Regions from separate parts of the Mus musculus genome. Here region 1 is linked to region 2. The links are chromatin contacts, found by Hi-C in ENCODE. All regions are on one chromosome and are shown on one strand. Each heading gives the region's core, a stretch centred on a gene start or an enhancer-like site at or near the end of the contact. The rest is flanking DNA. Distances are from core to core; before and after follow the strand shown. Region 1 has its middle 22 kb from the start of 2410004P03Rik. Region 2 holds the start of Greb1 (gene regulated by estrogen in breast cancer protein).

Region 1 (3,521 bases), core at 617-3,116, 230 kb before region 2:
TAAAATTTCTCTGGGAGTTAAGGAGAAAAACTTCTGGAAATTCCAGGATGAATACCCAGCCCCACCCAGGTCTCACAAAATAAAAGGCTTTCAGGACATAAGCATGTCTAACACATCTCTATCTGGAGGTTCTGTCCTGCAGGGGGTGCTGTCCATCCACAGAGCACAGGGCTGGTAGTTGAAGTCTCAGGGTACTCCAGATCTCTGCCTGTCACACGGGTGTTTCAGGACCACCCTTCCGGTGTGCTTTCTGTTAAAGATGGTCTTGAATGGCAGAGAGAATTCTTCAGCTCTCTCTAAACTGGGGTTTTAAAAAGCTCTTAGTGTGAACAATCTTCTTAGGTGAGTTGGGATAAGTCACCTCATGCCTGTGAGATCAACACTGCACCTCTCCAGTTGCTAATTGTGGCCACTGTGCCTTCAGTGAGGCTACAGCCTGTTTTACAACTCTTGTAGTCACTGAGGCCTGAGAACGCGGTGTTACAACAAGCTGGTGCCTGGGAACACGGAAGGCAGAAGAGCCGGGTATCTCCTCTTTGACTCTCCTGGGCTCCATGCTGGGGATTCCCCCAGATTGCCTATCTGTCACCTCAAATCCCCATGTATCCCCCAGAAGAGATACACAGAGTCCTATCACCCCTTGGGCAGAAGAGCTCAGGACCATGTGGCCTGTTCTCTTTCAGACATGCCAGTTTCTCCAGTTATGTTATCAAGAAAGCACAAAATCCTCAGGCTGGCTAGCTACCCCAAGGGCAGAGCAGGACAATGCTTTGAGATTGTCCCCAGCACTGAGTTAAAGGAGGTAGCAGGTCAAAGCATCACACGTCTAGATGTGAATTTGGAAGACAGTACGAAAAGGTACTTTCTGACATCACCAGGAACAACAGATATGCGAATGCTAATTATTTATTAAATGAATAGATTCACCCGGACCATGGGTGCCAGGGGACGACGCCAGCCTCTCTTACAATTGGGAGTATTCACTGGGCTCTAGGAAGTAAGCTCAGCCCTGGGCTATCTAATGGCATAGCCGCTCCATTTGAATCCCACCTACACCAAGGATCTTAAGACAATGCCTGTCCCTCACAGGTTAACCCCCAAGGACCATTCCCTTCGCAGCAACTTAACATGCAACCAGAGGCCCGGAATTAAAATGTCTCTCGTTTTCTTTAGCCACATGGAAACGCTAATTATAGCATTCAGTCTCCAATGCATATTTATTTTGTTCATTGCTAGCCTCAGCTTGTAATGAGGAGTTGGTGCATCCAAGTTTTCTCCAGCATATTCTGGGTCTGCAGGTGACTGAGGAAATGAAGGGTGTCCTCTGTTTCTATAATTATGTCATCGTGTTACAGTTAATGTGCATAGCCAGGACCATGGGAGACACGCAGAATGTACCGGGCCAGTCCACACCCTACAGGGAAGGTTCTTGCACAAAAGCACAGAAAGGGAGCAGCCAGCCCCTAGCCAGGTGTTGACCCTAGAGGAGCCGTTTCACTGCGGCCAGGGGACTCAAGGTACCTCTTTTGTGAGCTGGTTATCAGTCCTCCCAGCTGGACCGTACATACTTGCCAATGAGTGAAGTGTTCAGGGCAGACAAATGAGAGAATGAAAACCACCTTGGTTGACTTCGGGGCTGTCATTCCTAACAGCCCATCGCTTACAATGTAAGAGGACCCAGGGTGCTCACATCCCCGGTGGAGAGACCAAGGATTTGAATCTCTGCACCTTCCGTCTGAGGTCCAGCTGGAGCGTCTGAGGCGAGCCAGTCTGTCTGCCTTTCTGCCAAGTGCCGTGTGATCATGCTCACTGTCTGCTCTGCGGCTGCTGTGTGGTTATGTAGAGATGCAGTCCACATGGTTCTGCTGAGGGCCCCACAGACAGTGTGCTTCCGGTTTCTACCACACCCTCTCTGTTCTTCACTCAGCCAATCAGATATAGGGTCTTCTTAAAGCCACAAATAGCAACAATGGGTCTGTTTGGCCTTTTCTGCTGCTTCAAAGTACAAAGAGGCCCGCTTGCTACTGACTTCACAAATGGGCTTCATTTCTTCTCGGTGGACACTTATCGTCCCTCAACTAATGCTTGGTCGGTAATGGCGATAGCTTCATTTGTGCAGAGCCCCAATATATATATATATTATACACACACACACACACACACACACACACACACACACACAAGGCACAGAGAGGATCTGTAGCCTATGTATGAACTCAGGAATAGATTGCTGGTGCTCAGGATTCAATCACTGCTCAATAGCGCCACCTGCTGGGAAGGAAGTCCTCAACGCAAGAGTTTTTTTTGTTGTTAGAAGAGACTTTAAGATGAGAGAGAAAACTGAAGTTATTTGGAGTATCACAAAAATATCCAGAATAGCGTTTCTCAATATGCTTCCCAAGGCTCCCGTAGGTGCCGTGTTGGTGTGTCTAGAATTTTCTAGGAGAGAGTCAAAGCGTGTTTCCCTTTGACGCTAGAGAAAGAGTCAGCCTCTTGGTGACCCAGTGACCAGAGGATGACTTTCATTTTCAGGCCTGTGCTTCTGGGGTGAACTCCCTGGCACCAGTGGTAGATGAACAGATAACAGGCTATGTCCTCAAGGGACTCCTGGGGATGCAGAATGGGCCAGAGGAAACACAGCCTTAAAGAGTGAAAGATTAGGAGGGGTACCCTCGATAGCAGAAGAAAGGTCATGAGCCTTCCGGTCACATGGGTGGTATGGGAAGAAGGGTAGAGAGGCAGGCAGTACATGCAGGGAGCAATGGCAACCACATCCTTTGTGGTCCACGAAGTTTAGAAAGTTGAAAGCTGAGGCAAGAACCTGTCCTGATTCTTATTTGAGACTCTTGGAAAAGGGCGTCTGCCCTTCCCACCCCATCTCCATAGCCTGGCTCTCCATCACCATTAGGACCATGGTGCTTGGGAAACACACTGGGTCAGTGACTGGTCCTTAGAACCCGATGTGCTCCACAGGACATGGAGGTGTCCCTAGGTGGAGCCAGGAACAAGGAGCAGTGGAAAGCTTAACATGGGCACCTTTTCCAATAGCACTACCCATGAGGTCTGTCGAGCTAGGGACCAATGCAAGTGCCACCCATAGATCAGGACATCTACAGCAGCCAGGACACTGGCCAAAATGGACGGCAGGGTTCTCCAAACCACACATGACAAAGGTTACAACTTCTACCACAAACTCCAGACGCCTGAGGCAGAAAGGAGGAGACCTAACCTCTCAGCCTCTAGCACCTAGGACCATCAAGGACTTGGAGACCAGGGTTCTTCCCCCTGCCAATCTCCAGGTATGCAGGAGAACAGGGAATCTGTACCTTACACAACACCACCAAGAGACTATGTCATCCAAGGTAAGCCTGGCAGTGTGCTTCTCTAACTCCAACACTCAGAGGCAGAGATAAGTGGGTGTCTATGAATTGTCTCCATAGGTAGTCCCAGAATAGCTAGGGTTACACAGATAGACCCTGGTGTGTGTGTGTGTGTGTGTGTGTGTGTGTGTGTGTGTGTAT
Region 2 (3,826 bases), core at 532-3,031:
TATGAAAAATTAAAAACAACAGAGGTTTCTAACACAAACCATGAAGTAAATATGTTGGTAACTATCCATGCAACAGTTACTCTGTAACTGGAGAATGTTGACTTCAGACTAGTTCATACTCTTCTATCAACAGAACAGAAACTGACAAGGAATATTAGTCAGCAGTTCTCATGAAGGAACTGGCTCTGCCTGTAAGATCAAGGGAATCTTGCAAACATTTTCATGAGCAAAACAGAACACAGGGTCCAGGTTACAAAATAGAACAGTGTGATCCCACAGGGAGAGCTGCAATGCTGATAAGCACCGTCTACCTTCCAGCAGTAAGTACATACATACCTACCTTCTGGTACAGTATAGATTGAGAGGAAAGAGCTGCAGCCTACATGGCTGGCTGAGGACTCCAACTGTATGGGGTTTTTGTTGTTTGTTTTGTTTTCTTGAGCTGTTGTTTTACTTAGCACAGGCTAGCCTCAAATTTGATGTAGCCAACAGTGACTTCTGATCCTCCAGGTCTCATTTCCTGGAGAGCTGACTTTACAGGCATGGGCCACCAAGCTTGACTTATATTTATGTATGGCTGGGGAACTCACCCCATCCTAGGCAATCAGTCTATCGACAGGACTACTTCTTGAATAATTTCATTACACAAACATCTGCAGTCAGTTAGGCTTGGCTAGGTCTTAGGCACGGGGCTCATCATGTTAACTGTTCCTAGTCTCGACTGTGCTTGGAATAGTTCCTAATTAGAATAGGAAGTTGATGCCCCTGCCATTAGGAAAGTGGGGATAGGAGAGCATTCCTCAACCTGCCCATTTTGTGGGAGATTGATGCTTATTCTCCTATTGTCTCCTGCTCCTAGTCAGACAGGCTCCCTGTTTTTCTAGGACCTTTGGCTGTGAGGCTGGCTCAAGCGCTCTGCTGTTGTTGTTGTTGTTATTATTATTCGATGTGTGTTGCAGTTTGGGGAACAGAGGACAGCTTGCAGCAGTTGCTTCTTACCTTTCCTCAAGTGAGTAACTAGGATCCAACACAGGGGTTCAGTTTTTGGCTGCAAGCTCCTGTACCCACTTAGCATCTCGCTAGCATGGCTGGGGTTCTTGAATGGCAGGAGGGTACAAGGTGCTCGGGATGTCTCTGGCAAGTTCTAAACACACAGGGATTTCCAGAAGAGGGAGGAGCAGGAGGAGGAGGAGGAGGAGGAGGAGGAGGAAGAAGGAGGAGGAGGAGGAGGAGGAGGAGGAGGAAGCTTTGATGACCATGGGTTCCTTCTGTGGTCTGGCTCCCTCAATTTCCCCCACTTTCTCTGCTGGCTGCTCGCAGCCACCTCTGTGTTACAGGGGCCAGAAAGGTTTGCACCGGCAAGTGCAGGTTTGCTCCTTCCCTCCAGTGCTCATCCTTCTGACCCACTCTCGCATCAGGGAAAGTTCTGGCTCCACCCGCTAGTATTAGGGGTTCCAGGCTCTTCCTCTGCTGATGTTAGGCAACTTCCTTATTGTAGGGCGTTCATCAATCTCCACTGTTGGGGGCCTAAGTCCCCTACCTCTGTCGGCTTGAACTGCAGGGGTATTGTCCTGCGGTCCACAGACACGCCCTGCGCCGGGTGGAGACATCTGGGAGGGGGGGGGGGTCTTGCTCACTGGTTCGTCCTCCCAACCCCACCTCCTCTTCGGGCATTTGTGGCCAAGCAACAAATGACCTCTGTCCCCGGAGGCTTCCGACTTCCGCGCGGACCCCTCCCAAACCGGGAACCCCGTGAGAACCCAGCGAGGCGGTGGGTGCCTGCAGCGGGGACGGGACGGGGCAAGCCAATCTCCTGTGCCTACACCTGGACGGAGCCGGAGCCGGAGCAGCAGTCCCAGCTCAGGTCTCCCCTTGCCGCCCCCCCCCCCCGCCCCCCAATCACGGTGGCCCGCAAGACCCGGACGGGCGGACTCTCAGGCTCCGCGGCTCCGGGCTTTGCGCAGCGCCGGCTCCGGTAGCGCGGGCTCCGAGGACGCCGGATGAGGACAAAGGGCGCGAGGTGAGGGTGGCCGCAGGGCTGGGGGTCTTGCGCCAAGGGGTGTGGGAGGTGTCCATGTCAGTGTGTGCGCGTGTGTGTGAGTGAGTGAGAGAGCCATCTAGAGCCACAGCCAGAACGAGCCAGAGCGCTCCTGGCACATGGTGAAGGCTTCGGCTGCGTAGGTAAGAACTTTAGGAAAAAGACAGCACTGCTCCAGGTTGTGTACACCGCGGCTCCGTTTTGGGGAGGCTGTTTGCCGCCCGCTGCCCCCCGGGGGTGGTGGCAGCCGCGTCTTCTGCAGCACGTGGGACAAGGGAGAAATGGGACTTCTTCCCAGAGTGGCCAGCCTGTGAAAGGCTGGTGGCTGTGGTGATCATTGGTTGAGTTTGGTTATTGGATCTCCGTTGGGAGCCACAAACAAAGGCTACTGGCTGAAGTCCAAGAAAGTGTGTGTGTGTGTGTGTGTGTGTGTGTGTGTGCGCGCGCACACACACACACACACACACACACACACACACACACGCGTCCGCCAGCCCACCAGTGATCAGGGTTAGGGTTGTGGAGGAAGGCCAGGAGACACTCCATGCAGAGAGACACTGGGCCATTTGCTGTCAAACCTCATTTAATCCTTGGTCCTGAGGAGCAACCAAAAGAAATTACCTATTTTATAGACTGAAGTTTTTCTTGAATCAACTTTTATTATAGAGTCAAGTGTTGCCCCAGGGCTTGAAATGCTGTTTTATTAGCCCTTTAAAACCATGAATGTGTAAATTTAACCAAATAAACACCCATTTAGTCCCATCAAGGACAATCTTTTGCCTTTAACAATGGGCGTCACACAAGATGATTCTGAACTTAGTCTCAAAAAGACGTGTGCAGGTCTGAGTTTGCATTGCTTGGTGGGCTGATGTTGCTGGGAGTTTTAATTTAGAGTCCATCTCGGTTTTCTTAGTTTCTTTACGCCCCCCCCCAACCTCCCACGCTGAACTTTGGCTCATTTAAAGTTTACAGTAGGATCTGTGACTTTTGGTTATCCCGCAACATTTGCTTCGGGATATCCGTTCTTCCTCATTCTGATAAGAGTATTCTTCACGGAGTTAGAAGTCATTTTGGTTTGAAATTGGCATTCCACCTTGGCCCTTCTTGTTATTGAAGGTGACTAAAGCGGTTTGTGGCTTAAAATGTTTTAAACATGGGGACAGCAGTTGTAGTCTTAGACTGGTAGACAATTTGAAATTATCCTTTGTGTGGCTTTGTAGCTGTACTCTTGTTTAATAATTTTAATCAGATGTTGTAATCTTCAAGCTCAGCTAAGCTTTCTGTGCTTAATACAGCATTGATTGCCCCTTGGCTCAGGAAACCACTCACTGAGCCTCCGCGACCTTGCGTCCTACTGTTTCACTTGAAGTTAGAAGTTTCCTTTTACTGTATCCACTCTGGGGCTTCAGTTTACTTACAGATTCTCAGCAGAGAACTTCCAAGCAGAGCCAATAACAGGTCAGAAAACCCAGAGGGGAAGAAAGGAGAGTGTGACAAAGGTGAGACCAAGCCCCCTGTCCCCTGCCCAGATGTGATAATCTGAACCACCTGGACCAGGGGTTGACAGCAAGGCTACTTATTGATGCCCCCTGCTTGCTTTGAGAAGCCTCACATTCTCCCAGCTTTGTGCAGCAGATGTGGCAAGAGTGCTTTTACAGCTTTTGTGGGCTCAATGGGGTTGGGAATATGCAAGCTCTTCCAGAGGGTCTGTGGACAACTTATAATTCTGCCATAAAGACTGCAGGCAGTTAATCCTGTCACTTGTACATTGATTAATGGGTAACTTTG

What was found. A loop is a pair of places that touch in the nucleus more often than their neighbours do.
Region 1: a map of v-Abl transformed pro-B cells shows a loop between it and region 2 (3-fold over the local background). The contact joins the enhancer-like site here to the promoter of Greb1 in region 2. A Hi-C loop is called at or near these places in 2 of 37 maps with a recorded cell type or tissue (CH12.LX and v-Abl transformed pro-B cells).

What each region holds. Positions count from the first base shown.
Region 1 is chr12:17,032,002-17,035,522 of GRCm38, reverse strand. No RefSeq gene overlaps it. Among named protein-coding and RNA genes, the nearest start is that of 2410004P03Rik, 22 kb to the right of the region's middle. Within about 2 kb of position 1,866, at least 1 of the 3 ENCODE cell types and tissues checked has a DNase peak (open chromatin) inside an H3K27ac peak, as active enhancers do.
Region 2 is chr12:16,798,841-16,802,666 of GRCm38, reverse strand. Greb1 (gene regulated by estrogen in breast cancer protein) reads left to right here and starts at 1,781. Exons shown (of 35, transcript NM_015764.4): 1 at 1,781-2,020.